Regions from separate parts of the Homo sapiens genome. Here region 2 is linked to region 1. Evidence: chromatin loops called from intact Hi-C (ENCODE). Cell type or tissue: PC-9. All regions are shown on one strand.

Region 1 (2,500 bases):
TCCTCTCCCACAGCTGGCTCACTGGCCCTTGTCCCCTGGATCTCCATGGGGCAGCCAGCTAGAGGTCAGATCCATATCAGTTCCTGTTAAGAGCAAGGACTATCAGCTATTAACTCAGGGTGTGTCCTTATGCAAGACCCTTTCCCTTTCTGGGCCTAGGTTCTCCCATCCATACAAAAACAGGGAAGGCCTGGGTGACCTCCAGGGGCCCTTTCAGCTCTGACCTTACTAATTCCGAATGATGACTCTACCAGCCTCATCCCAAGGCTAGCTGGCTGCCTACTGCTGCCATCTGGTGGCCCTGCAGGCCCAGCCCCTTGTCGAATACACCCACTTCAGAGGGTGACTCCTGCTTCTGCTTCAGGTGCACACATGCTACACTTCTCTAGACCACAGATCAATGGGTATTCACAGCCAAACACAAAATCCAAATATAATGATAACGCTTCATCTCTCTAGCAGAGATGACACAGCTGCAGCTGAGAACATGACCTCCCTTCTCAAAGACAGAAGGTAACCTGCATAAGATCACAGAGCTGCCTGGTTCCCAGGCCAGTACACGGTTTCACTTTGCCACAATGCTTAGGGCTGGTGGGTACCTGCAAACCAAAAATAAAGTCAGCCTAGAGCCAAGGAACAAAGCTGTTTGAAGGTGGGGAAAAAACTGCCAGGATTCCTCGCAAACCTCAAGAAATAGTAAGGCATGGCACGTGAACAGGCTGAGCACTGCTTGCAGAAATTAACTGGAAATACAAACTTGGGGTATCCAATGTATCTCCCTAATCTTGGAGGTGATCATTCATAAGAACACCTGCAGGGTCTTCCATAAACCAGGCTCCAAGCCACCACCACAGCCTGGATCCTAGACTAGGCAGACCACCAAATAGTGGGGAAGACACCTGGGGTAGCATTGTGTGTTTGTGTGAGCTTCCCCCTGCCAGACAGCAGCTCCTCCGGGCAGGGTTATATCTTTTCTTCTCTATCTCCAGGCCTCTTAACACCTGGCCAGAGGCGCTCAGTGAATGCAAGTATACAAGTAGATCCTTTAGGTTTCTGCACAACATGGGACCTGTCTATTCTTTGTGGACTCAACTGATCATACCCTTGGCTCTGTCTGCAGCCTTCCTTTACAGTGTAGACCCTGAAAAAGCACATTGTGTGACTTTAACTAGGTCGCTTGCTTTTCCAGGCCTCTATCATCGCACATCTGCAGCATACTAGGGTTTTACTGGATGATCTTCGAAGTCCTTTTAATTCTAAAATGCTAGAATTTGAAACCCCCAGGCAAATCAAGACTGATCTTCACCTGCAGACACAGCCGCTAAAAAATGGGAAAGGGGAAAGTAATCAAACAATGCTTCCCTCTAGTGGTTCAGTGCTGTCATTACACCCTACCTGCGCAGAGACCCTGTCACTCAACTTCTACTCCAATTCACCCTGAACTCTGAATGAAAGAAATCAGCCTGCAGCCAGCAGAGCCCAAGTGCAGGGGAGCGGGAGAGAAAAGAAAGAGGCCAGGCTCAAGAAGCCAAAGAGGCCTCTTAGCCAGTTCCACAATAGTGGAGAAATTATCCATCTTTAGGAACAAATATATTTTGCAACTTAAAGGACCTTTTGTGACCTCCAACTCCCCTCTTCAGATGAAGAAACTGAGGCTCAGGGATATTCAGGAGGGACTTACCCAAAGTCACAAAGCTGACTCATGACCGAGCCAAAAATAGATGGCCACTCTCCTGCCTCCTGCTAAAGTATCTTGCCTCTCTTCCATGCAACCTCCGAATTGAGGCCCGTGCAAGTGACTTGTCAAGGACATATATACATGGGAATAGATGGCAAAGGAGCCAGTCTCTTGCACTGAGGGGTAAGTGATCTTATTAACTTTAAAATAGTATTTATAGGAGCTATAATCAAATTGAAAATATTCAAAATTCATCATAGAAAACAAATTCACTCATAATCCCACCTGGCCCATTTCCTTCTAGTCTTTTCTACAGAAACATTCTTTTTTTCTTTCAACAAATTAGAAGTTACAGTATGGTTAATCATTCTTTTCACTTACTATACCACGAGCGTATTCCTGTCATTAAATATCCTTCTAAAACATTCTATTTAATGACAATATAATATTCCAACATATGGCTCTGCCACAATTTGTTTAACCAATCTCTCTTCAATTTTATTTGTTTCCATACCTTTGTTTTTGTCATTATAAATTAGGCTGCAGTAAATGGCATTATACTTAATCTTTGAATACATCCATGACTATTTCTTTAGGCCAGTTTTATTTTTTATAGGATAGAATTTCAGAGCTGGAATGACCCTTAAAGATTATTATGTAAACGTATTGGCCAGATGGAAGAAAGGGACCAGAGAGTTTAGTGTCTTGCCAGAGGACAAAGAGAAAGCAAGAGAAGCAAGTCAAACTCTCCATCTATTAAAATGTGACCTTCCCAAAGCCCAACCACAATTTCACACCCTTCCCTGACCAACTTCACCCACA
Region 2 (2,500 bases), 380 kb before region 1:
TGCCCTGTGCTAATGTGGGGGTTGTTGTCATTTTTTCATGGACACCCGGTACTGACATGTCCAGAGCCCTGAGGCCTGCAGGCAAGACGCCAAAGGAAGAAGGTGGAGCAGAAGGACACTTGCTGAGGGTCCACTGTGTGCCAGGCCTTGTGCCTATGTGCATTACTTCATTTAATATGCAAGACTAGGGGGAGGTGATTGAGGTGCTTACCTGGGGTACAAAGTTTCAGGGGGCACCAAAAATGCAGTAATCAAGAGAAATAATGTTTCAATATAATATTTCTGTAAAATAAAAATTGCTGTAAAAATACTGTGATGAACAAACTATCAAAGGATCAATAGTATTAATGTTTCCTTTTGTCTCAGTCTCTACTCTGGCTCAGTGGGAGACTGTTAATGATCTTGTCTTTATTTTTAAATTGTAATATTTTATTTATCATGGATATTTTTGCATTAATTTTGATGTTTTAAAAATATTGCATTAAGATAGTATTTATCTTGATTACTGAGATTTTTGGTAGCCCCTTAAATTTCACATCCAAGATGAGCACTTTGCCTTACCCTGGTCCAGGCCCTGGCAGGTCTATGGGGCAGATGTACGTAGCGGTCCCACCTTAGAGGAGGGCACTAAATTTCACTGACGTTAAGTAATTTGGTCCAGTATGCACAGCTGATGAGTGAGGGAGGTGGGATTTGAACTCAGGTCTGACTCTAGAGAGCTGGCTTTTTAATGACTCTTCTCGGCTACCACCCCTTGACTGGGTATACCCTGGAAACCAGAAACTTGGAGATTTTCTAATTTTCTGGTTCAGCCTTCTGAGTCTGCAGATGGAGGGAGAGGCAGGCACGTGCCCCTAGCCACATGGCGGGCCTGTCTCCTGACTCCTAGTGTTCTTTCTGGAGGGTGACCCCAGATGCATTGACCTTGTGGTCTGGGGTGTGCAGTGAGTCGGTGGCTCTCTTCAGACCGTGCCTATGTGTGAAGCATGCTGCTCCTAAGCTTTATCCCAGGTCTATCCGCCTGGCTCCTCATGGCTTTGCTGCTGGCTTTAGGGGTCTCCTGCAAGGTCCCAGGCACACCTCAGTGGACTGAGAATCTGCAGCTGAGGGGCTAGGGGAACAGGGTGTGGTGCTGGGGATGACCACTAGAGGGCAAGCTGAGCTCACGCTTGCGGGAGCTTCTCACAGCTCGGCTGGTGGAAGCGCCTCTGCAGTGCAAGGGGCTTGAAGAAGCCGGGGATGCTGGGGGCTCCCGGTCCCCTTCCCACCGAAGGCTCTTGGAAGACCAGCCTCCATCTTGTGCTTGCATTCCTCTGGGGGCCTTCCGCAACATTTCTGATTAAAACTCCCACTCCTTGGTTCTAATCCTGCTCTTTGGCGCCACACAAAATACACCTGCTTCTTTTCAACATTCATTCGTTTGTTCATTTACTTGACACATCGCTGAGGTGCCTACTGTGTGCCAGTCTTTGAGCCTCGTGCTGTCGGCCCAGAGAGGAGCCATTCTCTTTCCTCCACTTAAGACATCTGCATCCATGACCATTCCCAAATCTTGACATGTGGGAGGCAGGCCAGGCCCAGCACTTGGGGAAGAAGGGAGGCTGGGATGCTGGGAGCCTTGGCTCTGTCTGTCTGTTCCAGGCTCTGGGCTGGCTCTCAGGAAGTTCCTGTTCTCTCTCTTTCAGCGTATGACTGTGACTTCTTTAACAAAGGTAAGCCCCTCCTCCCCACGCAGAGTCTCAGGGGCTCAGGCACTGCCAGCCCTGTCCTGACGCCACACAGCATCAGCCATCCCGAGGCGCTGCTGGCCCTGGAAGAGCCGTGACCCGGAATGGGAGGGCCCCCATCATGCAGAGAGAGCCCTGACAGTGAAGGGCCCAGGGGTGTCCTGCACCTCTATCCTCAGCAGTTCCTGCAGCCCCTGTCCGGGGCCCAGGCAGGCCAGCTCCCGGGGACTGTGCTCGGCAGGGCAGCCCCACCAGGAAGGAAAAACCCCATTCTCACTTATGTGCCAGCTCCTCCGCCTTCATAATCTAGCTCATCAGGCCCACAGAACATCACCTTGGGTTCCCCGAAGATTAGCTTTTGGCAAAAGCAGACACAAACTGCCCTTTCTGACTATGGGTGGAACAAAACATGTGGCCTGCCACATTCATCTTCAAACTCAGCCAAGGTTGCAGGGTTCCGGGAGATGCTCTGACATTTAGATTAACGAGGGTGAAAACACAGGTCATAACCAAAGACCCAGGGGAGGTTAATGTCCAGTTTAGAGCCAATTCATCAATTTAATCACTGGGATTGGGTGGGTGGGGTAGAGAAGGGCTGCCCAGGAGTAGTTTTTAGCACCGAACTTCATCCAGTTGGGCCAGGGTCAGACCTTGGTAGAGTGAGATGCTCATCTGGTCCTCAGTGCTGTTCGCCTTTGACTTCCAATCCCCGACCCTCCTCCAGGGACTGTGCTGCCAGGAGCAGGCCTATGTGGGCAGAGGCCCAGACTTTT

What was found. Peaks named below come from ENCODE experiments on the same cell type or tissue, not always from the same donor. Only the 100,000 strongest peaks of a DNase experiment are listed, where the experiment ranks them.
Region 2: it touches region 1 in a loop (13-fold over the local background); 88 of 110 quality-filtered maps call a loop at or near these places.

What each region holds. Positions count from the first base shown.
Region 1 is chr11:17,978,585-17,981,084 of GRCh38, forward strand. All of the region lies in intron 8 of SERGEF (secretion regulating guanine nucleotide exchange factor), which reads right to left. Among named protein-coding and RNA genes, the nearest start is that of SERGEF, 33 kb to the right of the region's middle. In PC-9, CTCF peaks have their summits at 285 (motif pointing left), 488 and 1,368 (motif pointing left); a DNase peak (open chromatin) is centred at 261.
Region 2 is chr11:17,597,986-17,600,485 of GRCh38, forward strand. It overlaps OTOG (otogelin), which reads left to right. Exons shown (of 56, transcript NM_001292063.2): 31 at 1,686-1,712. Among named protein-coding and RNA genes, the nearest start is that of OTOG, 52 kb to the left of the region's middle. In PC-9, a CTCF peak has its summit at 1,130 (motif pointing right); no DNase peak of the experiment used is centred here; H3K27me3 peaks cover 933 bases.